3 separate regions of the Homo sapiens genome follow, and regions 1 and 3 are each linked to region 2. Evidence: read pairs that join two places in POLR2A ChIA-PET (ENCODE). Cell type or tissue: GM12878. All regions are shown on one strand.

Evidence for each region. ChIA-PET counts read pairs that join two places held together with the same protein. Peaks named below come from ENCODE experiments on the same cell type or tissue, not always from the same donor. Only the 100,000 strongest peaks of a DNase experiment are listed, where the experiment ranks them.
Region 1: POLR2A ChIA-PET joins it to region 2 with 10 read pairs; 3 of 35 experiments call an interaction of 5 or more read pairs at or near these places.
Region 3: POLR2A ChIA-PET joins it to region 2 with 15 read pairs; 7 of 35 experiments call an interaction of 5 or more read pairs at or near these places.

Annotation. Positions count from the first base shown.
Region 1 is chr3:112,134,895-112,137,394 of GRCh38, forward strand. It overlaps TBILA (TGF-beta induced lncRNA), which reads left to right. Exons shown (of 1, transcript NR_157393.1): 1 at 1-465. It also overlaps a transcript of C3orf52 not described here. Among named protein-coding and RNA genes, the nearest start is that of TBILA, 2.7 kb to the left of the region's middle. RefSeq lists enhancers at 1,674-2,193, 2,194-2,500. In GM12878, a CTCF peak has its summit at 2,408 (motif pointing right); DNase peaks (open chromatin) are centred at 17, 1,374 and 2,382; H3K4me3 peaks cover 503 bases; H3K27ac peaks cover 2,500 bases.
Region 2 is chr3:112,331,441-112,333,940 of GRCh38, forward strand. It overlaps CD200 (CD200 molecule), which reads left to right and starts at 1,716. Exons shown (of 6, transcript NM_005944.7): 1 at 1,716-1,784. The coding sequence starts at 1,773. It overlaps LOC105374042 (a long non-coding RNA gene), which reads left to right. Exons shown (of 5, transcript NR_147411.1): 5 at 746-1,314. RefSeq lists enhancers at 1,383-2,340, 2,341-2,500. In GM12878, no CTCF peak of the experiment used is centred here; no DNase peak of the experiment used is centred here; H3K4me3 peaks cover 1,363 bases; H3K27ac peaks cover 1,149 bases.
Region 3 is chr3:112,496,041-112,498,540 of GRCh38, forward strand. All of the region lies in intron 1 of BTLA (B and T lymphocyte associated), which reads right to left. Among named protein-coding and RNA genes, the nearest start is that of BTLA, 2.2 kb to the right of the region's middle. RefSeq lists an enhancer at 1,896-2,015. In GM12878, no CTCF peak of the experiment used is centred here; no DNase peak of the experiment used is centred here; H3K4me3 peaks cover 2,500 bases; H3K27ac peaks cover 2,500 bases.

The sequences.
Region 1 (2,500 bases), 200 kb before region 2:
ACCTTCTGTGACATTAGAGATAAGGTGAAACCACAGGAACAGAAAACATATTAGTGTTGCCAGGAGCAAAAGGTGGGGGAGGTGTTGACTTTCAAAGCACAGGAGGAAATTTTTTGTTGTTGTTCTTTATCTTGATTGTGTTAGTGCCCACATGACTGTATGCATTTCTCATAATTCACAGAACTGTATACTAATAAGGGTGCACTTCACTGCACATAAATGAATCTCAACAGACAAAAGGTTAAAAAAGAAAGAAATCTCGGGACAGGAATCATGGATTTTTGTATTATCCTTGTATTTGATGGTTGTTTCCAGTTTGGTCACTCATCTGTTTGTTCATTCCTTTAACAAGTATGTGTCGAGTGCCTACTATGTGCTGGGCACTGTAGGTTCAATGGTAAGAAAAGCAGATACAGGACTGCTCTTGTGAAGTTCCTTGAAAGAAATAAAACAAAGTGCAAAATATTTTATTGCTTGTCCTTGAGTAATGTAAAGGTCATATCTAAAACAGGCAGGAGAAGGATGGGGAGTGGGCTTAGAAGAAACAATTTCAGAGAAACTAGGGTACTAGCTGTGCAACCCCAGATTCATCTCACATCATTCTTATCCTTATGGCTGCTCTCCAAACTTCCTTTTGGCTCTGTGAGGGATTTCCAGGAGCACCTTATTAAAAATGGAAGATTTTATTATAAAAGATAAGCCATTATTGATCATTCACTTTTCTAAAAAAACACAAATGTGAGAATAAAATAAAAACACACAAGACTCACTAGCCCCTGCAAGACAGAAAGCAGCCCTGGACAGAGAGCCTCCTTATTATATACCTAATGCCTGAACTCACACATTCTAGGGTTTCATGTTTTGTTACCTCTTGCAAAGGATAGGAAACTGGCTAGAAAATTCATGTAAAGGAAGGTCACAACTTTAAAGCTATCTGACGCTAATGACTTGTATAATCTAGTTTGCAGCTCTGAGAGACAATATCAAATAAGCATTGTCAAATACTACTCCCACCTAACCTTTGCTGTCATTGTTCTTTGAAATTATCTTTGGGATTGGTTATGTTCTCTCACTGTAGCTTTCGTTTATCTCAGAGCACACACCCTAATGTCCATGTGCAGTCTCCATGCTCAAGTATTCCAGAATACAATTTTCTGGAGTCTAACTTCAGTTGACACCTGACTCCAAATTGCAAATCTACCTCCAACCAAAAAGAAATGAGAAATTAGTTTTTAAGGGCAATTAGCAAATATATTACAAAAATAATTTCAGATAAACGCTATGTGACAAATGGTGCTGTCAAGTCCTCTTATGTGAATACTAGTCATTGTTTGTCTTGAGAAAATGTGTGCAGTGGAGGATATCTTCTTGGCATATAAAAGGGGAAGATTTCTTTCTGTTTTAGTAATCTCTTTAGGGGATTGCCTGTGGTGTGCATTACATTCTGGTTGAATATTCAGAAATAAAAGTGTTTTCTTTCTCTTCTATTTTTGTGGTGAGGTTTTCTGAAATAGCAGGAGATTTTGCTTTTAATTCTATTTCCCCAATAGTAGCTCCATTAATTTTTTTCATGAATCCCTCATGTAATTGACTCTAGGAAAGATGTTAGGGTGGTAAATTTTCTTATTCTGTAAATATTTGAAATTCAGGAAAACCCTCCCATCAATAAATTAAATGAAGCATTGAAGTAAAAAAGAATATTCTTAACAAAGCTTATATTGAAAATCAGGTTTCCACAGCATATAGATCTAAGAAACCTGGGGGTACCCTTGTCTGTTTCTCCTATTCTCCTCTTTCAAAACCATTTCCTTTCCCAGGCTGGATAATTACAATAAAAAATAGAGTATGTGTTCCAAATTATTGAATGCTTCTTCCTTGTGTATGGAAAATCTGGGATGACAACCAGTGGTCTGCCATTTTGTGTACGAGAAAAAGAGGTATGTATGTGTGGGAGTCGGAAGGAATCTTGGTATACTATTATAACTAACCTCTCTCTTCCCTATTACCTTCAGAAAAAAAGAAAAACAATCAATCTAACCTAAAAGTGCCCCTTCCTCAGTGGCCTCAGCACATTTTGCACTACCTAGAGGCTAGCAGCAGGGGACCAGAATGTCTTAGCATTGTGAAAGAGAGACCACATGGACAGGGTGCTTAGCCAGTGAGTAGGGCTATTGTTGACTTCCCACCAGTATGAATGAACAGATCCTAGACCCTAGTTGGGGCAGCCTGAGCAGACACAGCCTGGATGCTGCTCCATGTGTGGCTTAATTAGTTCCACTATTGTCTAAAAGAGTCTTTGAGTCCAGAGAGCCATGGTAGGGTGAGTTGGAAATCAATCTGCCCATTGTAATTTAGGGGAAGGTTAGGAATTGCTTTCAAGCTTCTGTTTTACTCAGGCCGCTAGATGGAGAAGCTGAGCTGTGGAAGTGTTAGCTATCAATCACTTGTGTAAAGTAGCATGAAAGAGCAGGATATTTATAATAGATTTACTGCTGTAAAA
Region 2 (2,500 bases):
TGGTGTTAGAAGTAGGAGAATAGGGGCCGGGCGCGGTGGCTCACGCCTGTAATTCCCACAACTTTGGGAGGCTGAGACGGGCGAATCATGAAGTCAGGAGATCGAGACCATCCTGGCTAAACGGTGAAACCCCGTCTCTACTAAAAATACAAAAAAAATTAGCCGGGCGTGGTGGCGGGCGCCTGTAGTCCCAGCTACTTCGGAGGCTGAGGCAGGAGAATGGCGTGAACCCAGGAGGCAGAGCTTGCAGTGAGCCGAGATCGCGCCACTGCACTCCAGCCTGGACGACAGAGCGAGACTCCGCCCCCGTCTCCCACCGCCCCCCCCCCAAAAAAAGAAGTGGGAGAATAGGTCAGGTGCAGTGGTTCATGCCTGTAATCCCACTGCTTTGGGAGGCAAAGGTAGAAGGAGCATTTGAGGCTAGGAATTTCAGGCCAGCCTGGGCAACACAAGACCCCGTGTCTGGAAAAAAAAAAAAAGCTGGACATAGTGGCTGCACAACTATCATTCTAGCTACTCTAGAGGCTGAGGTGAGAGGATCCCTTGAGCCCAGGAGTGAGTTATGATCGCACCACTGCATTCCAGCTTGGACAACAGAGCGAGACTTTGTCTGTAAAAAGAAGCAAAAACAAAACCCCAAAGCTTTGTCCCAGCTCCTTATGAGAGGGTGGTAGTAGTAAAACACAAAAGCCTTCAGGAGGTGAACACTTGATGATTTCTTTGTCCTTTTTTTTTTTTTTTTAAGAGCCAAGAACTCTGGAACAAGAAGAAGAAGACGAAGGAGGAGGAGGAGGGGGAGGGGGAGGAGGAGAAGGAGAAGGAGGAGAAGGAGAAGGAGAAGGAGACGGAGAAGGAGGAAGAGGAGGAGGAGGGCCGGGCGCAGTGGCTCACGCCTGTAATCCCAGCATTTTGGGAGGCCGAGGCGGGCGGATCACGAGGTCAAGAGACCGAGACCATCCTGGCTAACATGGTGAAACCCCGTCTCTACTAAAAATACAAAAAATTAGCCGGGCATGGTGGCGGGCGTCTGTAGTCCCAGCTACTCGGGAGGCTGAGGCAGGAGAATGGCGGGAACCCGGGAGGCGGAGCTTGTAGTGAGCCAAGATAGCGCCACTGCACTCCAGCCTGGACCACAGAGCGAGACTCCGTCTCAAGAAGAAGAAGAAGGAGAAGAAGGAGAAGGAGAAGGGAAAAAAGAATCCTCATCATTAATGCAAGTGGAAGGAAACTCTTCACCAAAGAATTGATCACATCATGAAAGGTGAAATCATTACGGAATTGCTTAAATATATAATTTGAATCTGGATTTAAAAATAATAAATGTAAGTTTTTTCTTTAAAAAAAAAAAAAAGTCCATTGGTTAAATTCAGCTTGAATCCTTTGCCACTACATCAAGAGCTAACAGGTCAACAACTGATCTCCACAACCTCCCACCTCATTTCCTTTCTCAGTCCAGGTAGCAGGAAAATGGAAAAAAAAAAATGATTTTTTTTTTCCAAACACTTTGTCAGTTTCCCCAGCGGTCACCTTTGAAAAGGGAAAAATGTCTGAAAATAGACAAAGCTGAATATAAACATCATTTAATTCCCCCCACACAGACAGCCTCCGCTCCTGTGAGGGCGTGGGGAAAACGGAGTGGGAGAAGGGGGCTAGCGAGGAGGAAGAGGCGGGAGGTGCGGCAGGGGCACAGGTGACGCTCCTCCCGCCTGCCTAGCAGAGCTCCAGGCGCACATCCGCAGTCAGCCACCTCGCGCGCGCCTCCAGGAGCAAGGATGGAGAGGCTGGTGAGCGGGGCCGGGGCTTGGGAAGGAGGGCGCAGGGCAGGCGATGTTGAGCCGGTGGCCCTGGGGCGGGCGGCGAGTGGAAGGCGCGGAGCTTCGGCTCTTGCCACAATCTGGTCCGGGGACTAGATCAGCGGTGTTGATGGCAGCGCTTTTCTCTAAGCGCTTTCTCTTGCTGAGAAACGGATTTTGCCTTCCAAAGGGTGGTTTACAGGCAGCTGCTGGCGTCCAGATTCTCCATTCCAATTGCCTGAAAAAAAGATGCACCAGGCCGGGGCTCCGGGGGCTCTTGATCCGCGCTGACGAAGCTGGCGCATCCTCCGGGCAGGCTCGGCTCGGCTCACTGGCTCCAGCTCCCAAAACTGGGGAGGCACAGCCTATTTTAAACTGCCCCCAAAAGGGAAAGAGAAATGCTGTATTGGTTCCATATTGGCACCAAAAGCTGCGGCGGAGATACAGATTTCCAGGCTCGCTTTCTCCGGGAGAGCTCCTGCGTCTCCTCTTTGTTATGCAGCCCCTTTCTCCCTCCTAGCCCTTGCCTGGGGGAAGCCATGAAGGATCAGTTAAAGCTGAAGCTACACTTGAGAGAGCTGAAATGCTCTGTGATCATAATGCTTTGAAGGGTTAACCCCGGGTATCTAGAGAAACAGACATTTTGTTTATTCGGAACCAGCTTACAAGACAAAAAACGGAGAAGGTTTTCATATATCCCATTGGTA
Region 3 (2,500 bases), 160 kb after region 2:
AACAGTTCCAACTGCCTTTATTCTGCATCATATATGGTGTTGGTGATACCCAGACATTAACTGCAGTGTTCCTGCCTGCCTAAAAGTGGAATCCTTGGTTGATCCTCAACTGAACTAGGGTCTAGGGCAGCCTCAGACAAATGGTCCAGGATGACAGGGCAGGCAATGGACAGAGACACTTCCACTTGCAGTCTAGATCTTGCCAGCATGATCTGCCCATGAAGGGAAGATATTGACATTTTTATTACTTCTATCAGGACAGAAACTGTATGCCACACACTGAGGGGCAAGTTTCTCTAATTTTTTAGAGAAACACAAAAAGTAAGCAAGCATACTTTTGTAATAAAGAAGGACCTTAAACAGGAAGTTTGTAGAGAACATTACATTTTTTCCAGCCTTATTATATATGCAGCCTCACTCCTAGGAACAAGGACACGGATCTCACATTGCTTTGAAGTAGGGGGAAAAAATCTTCAAAGGCTATCTTTAAACACTGAAAATGTATTACTGTAAAGAACTCAGCAATTAAGTAAATCACAGGAAATCCCCAAGATATAAGGTATTTAATGTGGTTTTAAGAAATGGAGCCATCAGCTCTGCCTGGGAGAACAAATTTCACCAAATGTTCCTTCTCTTAACCTATAGCTTTAATTTAATGCAACTGCTGCTGCAATCCATTATATCAACTGGTATATATCTGACCAGTACTTCACTCAAGTCTTTCCCTTTTTTTTTTGAGTGCAGTGGTGTGATCTCAGCTCACTGCAACCTCTGCCTCCTGGGTTCAAGCTATTCTCCTGTCTCGGCCTCCCGAGTAGCTGGGACTACAGGCACCTCCCAACACACCCAGCAAATTTTTATATTTTTAGTAGAGACGGGGTTTCACCATGTTGACCAGTCTGGTCTTAAACTCCTGACCTCAGGTGATCTGCCCGTCTTGGCTTCCCAAAGTGCTGAGACTAAAGGCTAGGGCCATGGCTCCCAGCCATATTTCATTTTCTGAATAATTTGATTCACTATATTTTGGGCTAAATATATTGCAAAATATATTGTACTTATTTATTTTATTTTTAACTTTAAAAACTCAACTATTTTAAATAATAATGTTAAAACATAATTCTCATTTAATTACATAGAGGTTGCATGGTGAAAATAATTTAGGAAAAATACCACTAACATTTACTGAGCTTTAAATACGTGCACTTACTATGCGAGGCACTTTACCCATATTATTGCATCTACAGTCTTCACAGCAGCCCCATAATTTAGGTACAATTATTACCTGTATTGTACAAATGAGGAAACTAAAGAGAAGAGAAGAGACTTAATCAATGCCATACAGTAAGTGGCAGAGCCAGTAAATTAACCCAGTTCTAACAGCCAAGTTCACTTTTGCAAATGCTAGGTTGCACATTGGGAGAAATAAAGGTCTTACCCCACCATCAATGTGGTTTAGCACTGAAACTCATTGTTCTTAATTTCATAGAGAGTAGTTTATGTATCCTTCAAATGGGGAAGAAATCTATTTAATAATATTTGACTCCAGTTGTAGCTATGTGACTGTAGGCATCTGATGGAAGGTGGAAAATTCAGTCAACCATCTAAGCACCTAGTTGACTTAATACTAGATACTTACAAACATAAAGATGTTTGAGTAACTAAGGACTTTTTTACTTTGCACTTGGTTGTGTGGCATCCTGGCATCATAGAGACATATTCCAAACTACACAGTTTAAAATTATAGATAGACTTTCCATAGAACCTCAGTGGCCAGATTTTCTAATTTAAAATTGCAGTAGCCAAACTGATAAATGTGTGCTTGTAGGGAATAATAAGACAGAATATTTAAAACCTGAAAAATCACTGGGCATGGTGGCTCATACCTGTAATCCTAGCACTTTGGGAGGCTGAGGCAGGTGGATCACTTGAGGTCAGGAGCTCCAGACCAGCCTGCCCAACATGCATTGCATCCATAGCTTGGCTGACTTTCTTAAAAAACAGGTTGATGGCAAGAAAAGAGAACTGAGTAGATGTTATAAATAGTTAAGTACAAATCTATCACTACTTCTTGCGAAAATGCTCAGGCTGCCACACTGATGATGAATAGATAGCTCGTTCTTCCCAAACTGAGTGCAGTAGAGTGTTGCAGTGCTCAGTTGGGTAGGACAGATGTTGGATAATTGGGGTTATCCAACATCTCTACTAAAAATACAAAAATTAGCTGTGCGTGGTGGAAGGTGCCTGTAATCCCAGCTACTAGGGACGCTGAGGCAGGAGAATAAATTGAACCCGGGAGGAAGAAGAATCGATTGAACCCGGGAGGCAGAGGATGCAGTGAGGCGGGATCACGCCATTGCACTCCAGCCTGGGTGACGAGAGCAAAACTCTTGTCTCAAAAAAATAAAAAAATAAAACCTGAAAAATCAGAAGCTTCTGATGAGCCACTCATAGGCTTTTCCTCTTGATAATATGTGGGTTCCTATGCAATATAAGGTAGGAA